Regions from separate parts of the Mus musculus genome. Here region 2 is linked to region 1. Evidence: chromatin loops called from intact Hi-C (ENCODE). Cell type or tissue: heart. All regions are shown on one strand. Links, peaks and the distances in the headings refer to the core of each region. The heading gives the core; the rest is flanking DNA.

Region 1 (7,628 bases), core at 2,935-5,434:
AAACTCTGTTGGGCCCAGCTTGCATGCATTCTCACAATTACATACTTACACACACACATGATACATTCTCACAATTACATACTTACACATCCATACTTACATATACATGTGGAGCAAAAGACCAAGCACCAGTGTAGAAAGAACTCTCTCATTCTGGACAAAAAAGGAGCTCCAATCTTTATTACATAGAGAAAGAAAAGGCTTCTACCCTTTTAATGCTAAATGAATTAAACCCATGTTTGTAAGAAAAAAAAAAAAGCTTTGTTTCTTTTAATAAGACTAAGCCTGCCTTGTCCTTACCATGGGACCTGTTCTGTCCCATGGTAAGGAGAAGCCTGCCTGCTCCTTCTGCTCTCTGCAGCATCTTCTTTTTTCCTCTTACCCTCTGCATTCTGCATATTGCTCTCTTAGTATTTTATGTTACCTATAGTTTCTAAGTTATTCCACTCTACATTCTCCTTCTAATCTAAAAAGTGTTCTGTCTAAAAACTTCTCCTCAATTCAGTTCCTCTCTCAGCTCAGTTCTTTTCACCTCCATTCCTCTCACCTCAGTCCCTCAGTTCTAACTCCTCTCTTTGTCCTCAGTCCTTAAACATTTTTCAGAATACATGATCACATTTTACAAAGTTCATCACAAGTTCACACAGAAAATCAAATCATAAATTGAAATAGAAGTTTACAACAGAGAATGTTTACATGCATATCTATTAGGAGTAATTATCTAGCTAAACATCCATCACCTGTCTCAGCTCCACAGGTTCACTGAAGGTTTAAAACCATAACTAAGTTATTAGCGAAGTTTTATATAGATAAACCCAGCCAATATTTTATCTTCTGTCCTAGCACCTATAATAAATCATTAGTTCCCTTTTTATAACCTTTGGTTAATTGTTTTACAACCTCTTGGAATGTGCTCTGAGTAGAAGAAAGTCTGGTTACTAAGAGCAATTAACTGGTGACACTTGGAAGACTGGCAGAGTTCTCATCCAGTTTTGACTATCAGAAAAGGACCCAATAGCAGTCCTACTATTAATGAGCTTAATAATCACTGATATAATTTTAGGAATTCTTATAGGATCATCATAAAGACTTGTCATTTATTTATCTACCCACTCCAAAGGGGTGTGTTATTACTTAGTGATTATTATATATGTTTAAAATAACAGGAAAGCATATTAATAGCAGGAATCTTTTCTAAAATGAATCCCTTACAGCCTTGATAAATAAGGGCACACCTGCCACAGATTATATAATAATCTGAAGCAGGCCATTTCAGGATGATCACCTGCTGGTTATTAGCTTGTCCCATTATGGCTCCTGACAACCTGCAATACTAGAATCTGGGTGGTGAAGGCAGGTGGATTACTAGTTTAAGGTCATCTGTGTAAACAGTGATTTTTCAGCAGGCCCACATTAAGACTCTGCTTCAAAAAACCAACCAACTTCAATAACATCAAAATCATTAAGAATCGTATTGCCTCCCCCTTTCCAGGCAGGGGTCACCAGCTTTACCCTCCCTCCGAGAAGCCCTGACCTTCCCCTTCTGAGCCCCTGCTTTGCTGAAAATCTTGGTTGTCTTTCCCTTGCAACTACTTAACTCCAGTATCTGCCTTGGTTACCACATTACATTTTCCTGGTGTTCCAGTCTCTACATGGTCACCCTTAGAAAGATTGAATCTACAATCTCTTTTTGCCACCTTTGGGTATTCGAGGTCAGGACTTTGACATATTTGTTTCAATCAGGGTCTACAACTCAACACTCCAGCCAACTGTAAAGACAATTTTTAATAATATCTAAGCAACCTTGCCCATCACAAGTTCACACAGAAAATCAAATCATAAATTGAAATAGAAGTTTACAACAGATGTTTACATGCATATCCATCAGGAGTAATTATCTAGCTCAACATCCATCACCTGTTTCAGCTCCACAACTTCACCAAATAGCTAAGGGGAAAAATAATGTGAGTCTTTAAAGGATGAACTCAAGTGAAAGGCTTAGACCCAAATACTGGGTGTGTCCATACATGTCTGCTTCTCTGTGTGTTATTTCTCAGCCTCACACCCATGAATATAAACATAAATATATAAATATATCTCTACCCTCTACAGTCTCAGATATCCAACCCTCACGATGCCTACACGTTATTTATTTTCTTTTTGTATCTGGGAGGCCTCTGGAGTATCTGCTCCTCTGAAGTCTCTAGCCCACCCAACAATCTCTTGTGGTCAGTTTACTTACTTCAAAGTCGGAAAAAGCCAGATACAGTCGGAAGGATTGTCTATAGATCCAACTGGAGCAAGTATTGGAGGATTTTGACAATTAATGAATTTTTCTCCTTTAAAAAAAAAAAAAAGGTAAAATAGTTAAAGTACTGCTACAAGTCTTGGCTACCCTGCTAAAGTAAATCCAAATAACCATAACAGAGAATACAAACTGGTCCTGGTGGGTCTAGATGTGAGGGAGGAAAGGGGTAAGACAAAAGAAGGGCACACACCTACTCAAATAACAAAGCAAATAAAAGCATACAAGAGAAAAGAAGCAGAGGACAAAATTCGCTGACTCATTGCCCAAGGGCTTCCAGGTCAGTCCTTAATATATGGCAACTGGGACTGGGTAGAAAAAGTCTATGGTGCTATTTGATTGGCCAATGTGCCATTCCCTCTCATTGGTTGGGAGGGGGTGAGGGGGAGATTGGTGAAAGAAAGGAAGGATATGATTGATATTGGAGATTGGTGTGTGAATCTCAGCCCTCAAGACCTGGTATTCTACAGATTGTTGATGTTGCAGTGAATCTGGATATAGGCTTCCTGAGGAACTCCAGATAAGGGATCTCCAAGGTTTCTGGTTGTATGAATGCATCCCTTCATTCTCCTTGCGTGTGGTTATTATTGTATGTATGCCATCACTATCTCACATTTAATAAGAGTGTATAAATGAGGTTAGAGGCAGCCTCTCTGTCTTTGTCCCCACAACCCCCATGTAGTCCAGGCTGGCACTGAACTCAGGCTTGTCATGTATCTGCCTCTTAAGTGCCAGGACTACAGGTATGTACAACCCTTGTGGCTAAATTTCAAGTTCTAACTATAAATACCAAGGCTATATTCCCTTCCCTGGCTTAAGCTACCCAATGTTAACTGCTGTTTGAAAATATTAAGTGTGGAAAGAGCCAGCAGTGAGAAGACTAAGCTGGTTGTACTTGACATCAAGCCTTGAAGACCTGAGTTCATGGTGGAAGGAAAAATTTACTCCTGCAAGTTGTCCTGTAATTCATTCACTCATGTACACACAATTTATAGATGGATAAATAAATGTAATAAATATCTTAAAAGTTAAGTGATAAATCCCAAAAATAAAGAACTCAATATTATTAAATAACTTTTACTGTGTATAATTAATGTTACTCTGTTTTATTATATTATTAATTATATTTTAAGTTATCTTATAAGTTATTAATAATTTTCTATGCCTAATATATAGATTAAACTTCTGTAGGTGAATATATGGAAAAAATGTACAGGGATCTAACAAGGATCTATTCTTAGTCTCACACATCAACTGGACAGCTTCAAATGGACTTAGATGGTCAATGTAAATACACGGTAATTATTATATATATATATATATATATATACACATATTGGGAAGATGGTCAGGTTTATATATCAATTTTGTATTGATCAAACCGGTCTTATGTATTTTGTTTTGTTAATCATGGCTGGCTGCATGTGGAACTCAAGCAGGGTCCTTGAGCATGTCACACAACTGCTCCATCACTGAACTAGAACTCCACCCTGTCCACTGTCCAGTGTGCTCTAGCGTTTTCATTGTAGTGCCACACTTCCAGCCAACCCCCTACTCCCCCAACCAAAAAAAAAAAAAGCTGCTGCTTCTGAACCCAAGAACCAGAGTTCTCTTGTTAAAGGAGAGAACTGACTCTCCTGAGTTGTCCTCTGACCTCCACTCATAGACATGGAGACATGCACACACACACACACACACACACACACACACACACACACAGAGTAAAAACTCAAAGGTATCATCTTAAATGATCTTTCCTTTCATCATGAGTTTTAGCTGCTTCAGTTTTGAACTGTTTTATTGTTTTGTTTGGGGGTTTTTCTAGTTTATAAAGTCCTGGGAATATATTCTGCCCCCCCTTTGAGTCTACTGAGAGGACCATCATTTTTGTTTTGGGGTGCATGATGGGAAGAGTCACAGTCACCAATGGTACTCAGAACACTTGACTGATTTCAGGAGACAGCTGAAGGTGGGAACAGGTCCTCAGTGATGATTACAGATGCCAGGTGATTCTAGAATGTTGAATCCTGGGTTAAGGATCTAGACCAGTGTTCTCCACCTTCCTGAGGCTGCTGTCCTCTCATGCAGTTCTTCATGCTGTGGTGACCCCCAACCATAAGGTGATTTCCCTTTCTATTTCATAACAGCAATTTTCTATTTTTATGAATTGTAATATGATAGACTGGATATCTGATACAGTGAAAAGTAGTTTGACCAACCACACACAAGGGGTCAAGACCTACAGGTCATTAGAAAGTCTGTCTATACCTCCTTCACCACTATAATCTACACGTTGCACATGTATTTATTTACTTTTAGGGAAATTTATTTAATTTTTTATTTAATATATAAGAGAGAGTAATTTTCTGGAGTCAGTTTTCTCCTTCCATGTGTTGGTCCCAGGAATTGAATTCAGGTCATCAGGCTTGATGGCAAGCACCTTTACCAAAGGAGCTAACTCGGTGGCCCGCCACAGCATTTGTGACATCTCTCAAGGTCCATTTACATGGAACCTTGGCAGGTGATGACATATCTTATTCCTTAGTAGTTTATGGCATCTCTAAGCTATGTGAAATTGAAATTGTGTGTGGAGAAGTTCATTGACTTCTGTGCCCTCCAGATATCTTGCTGTGAAGTTCTTGTCTGGTGCCCTAGTAGCTCTGACATTATCAGCTGGGTGTGGACCACTTTTCAGTCAGGAGATGCTGTGAAGACCCACAATGAGCAAGATTTCTGGGGTGCCCAGTCTATCTCACAAATGTACAGGTGTGACAGTGTTTCTGTTGTTGTTGTTTTGTTGTTATTGTTGTTGTTTATGTTCTCTGTGCACAATTGCATTTGCCTTGGAGGCAGCACTAAACAGAATCAATAGGAAGTATCTAGATATTTAATCATATACAGCTTATAACAATTAAAATAATAAGAGGCCATGATTTCAAAAGGTAGCAGAGGAAGGGGTATGCTAAATAGATTAAAGAGTAAAAAATGAAGGGATGCAATTATATTTTGATTTGAAAATAGTTAAGAAAATGAAAAGACAAAGAGGAAATTATTTGCAAATTAAGCATGATTTTCAATTAAAAATTATATACAGATTAAATCAAGTATTCTCAAAACCTAATTTTAAAAAACTCACATTTAAAACTAAGTAAAAAAATTTTACCAAGGTGTGGTGGCATATAATTTTAATGCCAGACATTGGGAAGACAGGGAAGACTGATCTCTTTGAGTCCAAGGCCAGCCTAGTCTACATACCATGTTCTAGGCCAGCTAGGGTTACATAGTAAGACCTGGTCTCAAAAACATTTTTTGAACAGATACTTTATCAAAAAATATACACAGATATAAGTCAAGCATATGAAAATATACCCACCATCATTAGAAAAATGAAAACCACAGTGCCACTGATTTCTGTATCTATCACTATAGATAGAATTCAAGAATCCCAGTAATGGGGTAGGGTTAATGACTAGGTGTTAAAAAGTTGTTGCCAGCCAAGTGTGAAACCTCAGGACTCATGTAAAAACTGAGCTTGGGAGCTCATTGTACTTTGAATACTCCTACCCTGGTAATAATAGGAAAGACAAGAGAATTCCCAGAAGTTCATGGGCCAGCTAACCTGGCAGTCACTGATGGAAGCAGGGACTTGAACCTGAGATTGTTTTTTTTTTCTATTTCCATGGGTTCAGTGTTCTCTCTCTCTCTCTCTCTCTCTCTCTCTCTCTCTCTCTCCCTCTCTGATGCCTTGACTATTCCATGATATGGTAAAGAGAAAGTTTTTTACTGTAACTATGAGAAAACAGCCAGAGACATCTGGAATATTCCAGAACTTAGAGAGAAAGAAGAAAATTGGACATGGCCAACATGACCATGAGAGAAGCAGAAGCAGAGAGATAAAAGAACATAGAAGAAGAGTGCCAGAGAGCAGAGAGAGAGAGGGAAGAGGGAGACTGGGAAAGGGCATACTTGAAAGAGCAGGTTTAGCTGGGCAGTGGTGGTGCATGCCTTTAATCCCAGCATATGGGATGTAGAGGCAGGCGAATTTCTGAGTTTGAGACCAGCCTGGTCTACAGAGTGAGTTCCAGGACAGCCAGGGCTACACAGAGAAGCCCTGGCTTGAAAAAACAATAAATAAATAAATAAATAAATAAATAAATAAATAAATAAGCAGGTTTATATGGAGGATGAGTAGCTGGAAAGACCATGCACTTGGGTATGCTAACAAGCACAATTGATGGCCATTTGTCTCTGGTGCATTTTGAAATTTGGAAAAATGGAGTTTCCTTTGGACCTGACATATCTGTCTCTCTGTCTCTGTCTCTGTCTCTCTCCTTTTTTAACTAACTAAAACTTTTTGAAGATTCCTCATATCTATGAGGGTGTGGAGGAGTTTGTAATCTATATAGTCAACTATAATCTATATAGAGTTCATAGCCTCTTAAAAATCAAGCATATTTCTACCCACAAGATTGAGCAGTTCCATTTCTAAGTATTTAGAGAGAAATGAAAGCATGTGCTGTCATGAAGACTGGTATACAGTGATGGATGACCAGCTTTAGTAGCGGTTCACTAAAACTGTAAAGCAGATGTCTATACTCTGAAGTAGTCACACAACGGAAAGTTCCTGAGCAATAAAACAATTTTTTAAAGGGAATGGTTAGTACATATACCACATATATGTTGAAAGAATTTTAAAATAATTACACTGAGAAAAAAGAATGTCTCCAATATGAGTCTATTTAAATAAAAATGTTTGAATGCAAGAAAGGAATACAAAGGAAAACAGTTAAACAAATGAAACAAACACAATCTGAAAACTTTCTGATATTATGAATAATTTCAGACAAATGATTATCAAACTAGGAACCCTGAGTAGGAAAACAATAACATTCTAACCCTCTCCTATCCAAGCTAATACATTCCAAAGAGAATGAGAAAAATCTTGAAAGTCATTTAGGAAAATGACATGATGTTTACAAAAGATCAGAATTCTTAAAATGGATAATATTGACATTGAGTACTGGAATTTTTTTTCATTTTCATTTAGTTGTAGTGAGTAAAAAAATCGAAAGTAAAAAATTTGAAATCCCCAAATGATACTGGCAAAAGGCATCATGGCTTTAGAAGTGTGACATAATGTCTTCAAATGAAATTTAACTCTGTCCTTTAATTTTGTAATTCTTACCTTTTTTATTTGTTTTGGTTTTTGGTTCTTTTTTTTTTTCTGTTTTGTTTTGTTTTTTGAGATAGGATTTCTCTGTATAGTCCTGGCTGTCCTGGAACTCACTCTGTAGACCAGGCTGGCCTCGAACTCAGAAATCCG
Region 2 (6,840 bases), core at 2,701-5,200, 56 kb after region 1:
AAAGTGGATGTATCCATTAGAAATTAACTTTCACATTCCATAGTCACTTCAATTTAAGTAAAGTTTAAATTAGACTTACTTATTTTTATTTCTCATAGGAGTTTTTTGCCTGCATGTGTCTGCTACCACATGTGAAACTCGTGCCTGTAGATATCAGAAGGTATAAGTTCCTCTGGAACTAGAGTTACAGATAGTTGGGAGCTGAGTTGTGGTCCTCCAGGAGAGCAACTAATTGTCATAACAGCCCAGTGTTTTTAATTATTATCAATTGCATTATTTATTTATTTACATTGTGTGTGCATGTCCAAGTATATATGCTATAACATGCAAAAGACAATGTGGTGAACATGGAACAAAAGAGAACAACTTGTGGAACTTGGTACTTTCCTTTCTCCATGTGGGTCCTGGGATAGAACTCAGGGTTGCAGAGTTGGCAGCAAATGCCTTAATCCACTGATCCATCTCACTGACTAGCTGGGATCAGTTCCTAAAGTGAGGAAGTCTATACATGAACAGTAGAAAAATAGGACACAAGTACACAAATTAAAAACTGTTGTCCTGTGTTGGTTTTAATGTCAACTTGATACAATCTAAAATCACATAGAAAGGGAGTCTCAATGACGAGTTCTATAAATGGGGAGACCTGTGGGCATGTCTATGGACTATTTCTTAAGTTAACTGAGAAGGTAAGTCTTGCCCACTGTGGCAAGAAACAGGAACCTGACCTACATATGAATGGGGAAAGTCAGGTGAACACTAGCATGTGTGCATCAATCCTCTGCTCTTTGCTCTTGACAGCCATGCATGTGATGGGGCTATGTTTTCATTTTTCTGCTCCCCTGGCTTCCCACAGCAATAGCCTAAAAGCTGAAAATTTGAATCCAATAAAAGATTTATTTGTTTCTATTATTGCTTAGTTCAGAGCATTTTTGTCATAGCAAGTTGTATGAAAATTAAGATGTCTCCTTTGAGGGGAGTCAGTGAGCTAGGAGAACACAAAGACTTACACAAGTTTTTCTATGTTGCACTCTGCCTGGTTCAAGACATCACACAACAGTTTCACCTCACTGTGAGTCAGAAATGAGCAGCCAAGGTCCAAATATTGCAAACTGCAGTTCTGAATCAATTCAAAGAATGCGTGGTTATCACCAAAGAAGTGCACATTATTTGCCCTGCAGAACAAGGAAATGTATCCATCAATTTCCATCCAGCCCAAGCTCCTGTCTTTGGAAAGATCCTCTATCCCATACTGACCACATAACTCTAATTTTGTACCCCAGTTCCAGCTCACTGGTTCTCGAGCTGGGTAATTTTTCTCTTCCATGTAGAATTCTGAGAAACATATTGAGGCAATGTTGGCTGTCACATGAGGAAGCTACTGGCATCTAGAAAGCAGAACCCTGCACATGCTCTCAACATCCTAAAATTCATGGGCCAGCCCTCAATGAAGAATGGTCAGAAATAGACATTACAGGTGTCAAGACAGTAAGATTCCACTTTAGACTACATAAACCTTCATTTATGCAGTTAGCTGAGAGATGTTGGGAAGGCTAGTCCGTTATTTCAGTGATATGACTAAATCTAAGTCTACTTTTAACTTACACAAGTTTGTTAAGGGTGAAGCTGGGGTATTTCAGATATTCATACAAGATTCGAATGGCTGGCTCATTGAAACTAGTGTCTTTTATTTGGAGTACCTGGATGTCTTTACTCCTTACAAATACAGAGCACATATCATTCCAACAGATGATTAGTTTTTTCCTGTTACAGAAGAGAAAGGAATTGTTAGAAGTTAATTCAAGGGGGTGGAGAGATGGCTCAGTGGTTAAGACCATTTACTATTCTTGAAGAAGACCTGAGGCCAGTTTCCAGCACCAATGTGGTGGTTCACAACCATCTGGAACACCAATTCCTAGGTTATCTGACACCTCTTCCACCCACCATGGGCATGCATACCATGTACATGCACACATGTAGGCAAAAACATTCATACCCACAAAATATTAATAAACAGATGATAAAATGTGCCAGAGCCTTCAAAATCTACTCTTTTACAAAAAGTTAAGTCAAGCCATTCACAGCACATAAATGTAGCAAACTGAATCCCAAACTGGGTAAGGGTAGTGACCTAAGGTCATTTCCTATTTCCAGTTCTTAGTTAGACATATGGCAAGGTCTGTGGGATTCTAGATGTTACAGCTTGAATGTAGAGATGCAGTTAATGTCTACTTGGAAAAGGACAGAGGATTCTGAGAATCCTATGCACTGGGGACCATGCTTGTCTGGGGCTTTCACCTACCCTCCCAACTTCCACAACAGCATAAGACAACCTAGATATAAGACAACCTAGACATCTTGGCAGTGTTGAAGTTGAAAAATCCTGTCTTACAAATAACCTTGGTAGTTTTAGAACGAAAAAATGAGGCAGGGTTCTGGAGCTACTGAGTCAAAACCTAGAGCAAAGATCTGGCTCAAGCTTCAGATGCCACTACTTACTCAGTACGTATCTTGGATGATATATGTGGCTTCTCTGTCTACTTTCCTCAACTCTAACAGGATAATCAAATTTGCCTTGTAACATTTCTTACTGTGTGTGTGCTACATTATGTGTGTGCAGGTCAAAGGAGAACTTGTAAGAATCATTTTTCCTACCTTGCAGTCTAAGCCATTGAACATAGGTCATCATTCTTGAGGACATGAACCTTTTGTCTGCTAAGCCATCTTGGCAGTGTGCCTTACATGTTTCTGAATACGAGTCAATTTAGAACTTTTTTTGTGTGTATATAGTTGTGAGTGCATGTGAATATGTGTGCATGTATGTGCTTGCGTATGAAAACCATGTCTCTTGCCTCCTTAGTGCTGGTTTGTTTTTGGTTTTGTTGTTGTTGTTTTTATGTGGATCCAGCGGATGAAACTGAAGTCCTCTTGCTTCTGCAGCAACTGAGCTATCACCATATTCCCCTTAACACTTCACCTTTATGAATTAGTTTGCAGCTAAGGGATCAAGAAAGAGTCTGAGTATGATGTTTGTATCTCAGAAGGGCAGAAAACACACATGACATAAACCGTCACACTCCATCCCCACAGTATGGTGGGTTAATATCATTGTTATCTTGATAATAAGGCCACTATAACTAAGAAAAGGAAAGTCTCAAGGATAAATTCCAGGGTTCCTAAACAGTCAACTTTACTTATTCTAATGATGCAGAAAGATCAGAAGTTTAAGGCAGCCTTGATTACAGAATGAATGGAAGGCTAAACTGTGCCTCTAGACATGAGCTGGGGTTGTAGTTCCTAGTAAAGTGTGAGCCTGGTATATATGATGCCCTAGATTCTATTCTCAGGATTGAAAAAAAATTCATCAAGAGATCCAAATTTTTATACACATATACTTTTGTTGTTTGATTTTTTTTTGAGACAGAATGTCGCTCTTTAGACCAGACTGACCTGAAACCCACTTTTTCTATAGCCCAGAATAGTTTAAAATTCTCAGAAAATCTCTTGTCTCAGATTCCTGAGTGCTATGGTTACAAGCATGAAAAGCTCCCACCTGGCTCAGTTTGATTCCTTAGATACACTTATGTATTTTAGGCCTGCCCTGTACTTGCTATATAAACAAAGATGACCCTGAATTTCTGATCTGCCTCCATTAGCTACATGTACCACTACACTCTGGTTTTATATGATGCTAGGGAACAAATCCAGGATGTGTGCAATATAGCAGGCAGTACTCTGTGAACTGAGCTACTTTCTGGGTCCCTGTCTATATGAACTGATGTATCACGGCTAATCCATAAATATGCAGAACTAATACCTAACAAAAAATAGCTAGGCAAGAAAGCACATGCCTTTAATTCATGTACTCTGGAGATAGGAAGATGGATATCTGAATTCCAGGCTTGCCACAACAACATAGTGAGATCCTGTCTCAAAACAAATAACAAAATAAATATTAATAATATCAAATAACATGTCTGTAAAAGAGACAGTCTGAGGCTCAAGATGGCATCTATCAGGATGGAGACAATTTGGTGGTTAATTTAAGAGTGCTTATGTTTCTTCTGATATTAAGAATTTGGATCCCAGAACACACATCTGGCATTTAACTATATAGCTCCAGGGTGTCTGATGATATCTTCTAGCCACTGAGGCCATCTCTACATGTGTGCATACTAACATACAACCACAAACACACAAAATAAAAATGAATCTTAAAAAAATAGAAACTGCTGTCAAAACAGGTGAATTTCTTGTTTTTCCCTTAAAAGTTCTATTTTGTTTTTAAAAAAAATTTTAAACCATTTAATTGAAATAGAATTACATCACTTTCCCCCTTCTATCCCTATTCTGTACCTCCAACAATCGAATTGACAGCTTTTTTATTGTTTACACACACACACACACACTCACATATACACAAAACCTGTTGAGTCTGGTTTTGTTGTTTGTGTGTAAGTAGGTTCTAGGCTGACCACTCCCCATTGGACAACCAGTATGGGTGAGTTTTGAATCTGTCCCTGTATAGTTATGCTTTATATAAACAGATTTGGAAAATTGGACTGAAAAGAAAGATAGTGAATGGACTCACATACATCTCTGGTTTCCTTTTTCATTCAGGACATTTTGGGTTGAAAAGGATAGTTTCTTCAGTGTAGAACAGTGTTTCAAGCAATAGGCAGCAAGAATTAAATCAGAATAATTCTTAGCCACAAAGTTAATCTGTTGCATACAATTCATTACTTTCACTAGGAAGGCTTCATCTTCTATCTCAGACAGACAGCAAAACAATTTCATGCCATCTATTTGTTCTTGAAGCTCTGCATTGCCACTTATGGTTTCCAGACACTGATATAACTTATGCTGTATTTTCTGAGATAACCTGCGGCCAAAAAACACCACAAGCTTTTCTTGTTCTGATTTCTGTAAAAGACCAAAGATGAAACAGCCCAAAAATATCCATTGTGTTTTTACTTTCTTTAAAAACATAAACAAGACAGTCTCTATACTTTTAACATCCTGGCTAGGGTGGTCCACATGGCTCTTTAGCAGATAAAAGATGGCAGCACAGACCTCCTGAACAGATGGGTGGAGGAATATGTAATAATTTTCAAATTCTCTGATCTTTCCAAGCATTCCAATGTCCAAAAGTGTGGGGATGTCAGAGTCCAAGATCCCATTTCTCCTGAGAGCCTCCTCACCAAACACAAATGTGTCAGTCCACATGCCCTCAGCAGCTAGAGAACATAAGCCCTGCAGCTGGTCTTGGCTTTTCTTACTTGGATATTGGGCACTTTGGGGAATGAACAAATTCAAGATGTGAGTGGTATACAGGGAAGTGATATGTCGGCAGACAGAGACTGGGTCTCCTCCCTTCTCTATCTCCTCTTTTAGACAAGTAGCCACCATCCAGCAGAGCAGAGGGACCTGACATATAGTGAACAGCTGCTCGTTTTCTCTCACCAAACTGAAGGCCTCTTGGGCTCTGATCTTATCTTGGAACAATCTGTGGAAATATATCTTAATACTTCTCTCATCGAATGCAGTTGCTGTTTTCACATCTGTGCACAGAATCCTGTCCTCCATTTTCTCAAAAGTCTCTGGGGTAGTGGAGAGGAGGAAAGAGGATTCAGGGAGCATCTTCCTCGTGAGCAAACTGCTCAGCAGTATACTCACTGGCTGCTTCTCCATGCAGTTGTCACACAGCTCTGATTCCTGTTTGGTTAAATCACATTCCATCCCTTCCAAGCTGTCAATGATAAATAAGAGTTTCTCAGGTTGGGATAGGATCTCCTCTATAGGAGCCGAGGGGCTGGGCCACTCTCTGGAGATAAGTTCAGCAAGGCTGGCTGTCTTCAACTGCTTCACATCTCGACAGCAGAAGTAGAAAGTGTAGGAGAATTTGTTTTGAAACACCAGGCCTTTTGACCAGGCCAGCATTAAATTTTTCAACATCATTGTCTTGCCAATTCCAGCCATGCCTTGCAGAAACACCATGTGTGGCTTCTTTTCAGTTCCCTTTGATATGAGAAGGTTCTCAAAAGTGTCACAGTCATTCTGAATGAAAATCTCTTTAATGAAATCTTGAATACGGACGTTAAATTTTTTGGAGCAATCATGGGTCAGCTTTTTCTTCAGATGATCTCGATATAACTTTGGGTTTCCTGAGTCAGTGAGTCCAAGAGGGGAAGAATCTACAACATCTCAAAGTTAAGTTAAACATTCACCTATATATTGTCTTATTTCAGTAGTTTAACTCTCAGAATGTACCTTTAATATTTTTTTATTTTTAATTACATGATAGAGGGTGCCTATGGAAGTCAGAGGTGTTAAATAAACCCAGAGCATGTGTGTGCATGTGTATACACAAAAAATAAATGCAAGAAAAGTCAAAAGAAGTCAACAGGTTGATTTTCTTACTGAAGAGCAAGAGCAGAACGTGGAATAAAGAGCCTAAGGATAATTGGAAACAAAATCCAGCCTATATAAAAAAGATTTTAAAAAAAGAAATATACACAAGACATATTAAGATCTAACACATGAGGATCAAGAGATGGCTCAGTGGTGAAAAGCACCCAGAAGACCTGGGTTTAGTTCCAAGCATCCCCATGGTAGCATCCACCGTCTGTAGGTCCAGTACCAGAAGAGGTCTTCTTCTGGCCTACAAGGGCATGGAGCACATACATGCATGCTGGAATGCTCAAATACACATAATATAGCTTCCAACTCTTCTCATATATTTGATCATGAATTAAAGATTTAATATGTGCAACTAGAATCCCAGAAGAAGGTGGCATAGAAAGAACATCACAGAGACAATCTTTAAACAAATATAGACTGAAG

What was found. Peaks named below come from ENCODE experiments on the same cell type or tissue, not always from the same donor. Only the 100,000 strongest peaks of a DNase experiment are listed, where the experiment ranks them.
Region 2: a loop joins it to region 1, with 7 times the contacts of the local background. A loop is called at or near these places in 36 of 42 quality-filtered maps.

The regions. Positions count from the first base shown.
Region 1 is chr9:124,403,683-124,411,310 of GRCm38, reverse strand. No RefSeq gene overlaps it. Among named protein-coding and RNA genes, the nearest start is that of 4930526I15Rik, 16 kb to the left of the region's middle. In heart, for the core only: no CTCF peak of the experiment used is centred there; no DNase peak of the experiment used is centred there.
Region 2 is chr9:124,348,192-124,355,031 of GRCm38, reverse strand. It overlaps Nlrp4g (NLR family, pyrin domain containing 4G), which reads right to left and starts at 6,197. Exons shown (of 4, transcript NM_001346422.1): 1 at 4,589-6,197; 2 at 1,603-1,761; 3 at 1,008-1,172. The coding sequence starts at 6,197. In heart, for the core only: no CTCF peak of the experiment used is centred there; no DNase peak of the experiment used is centred there.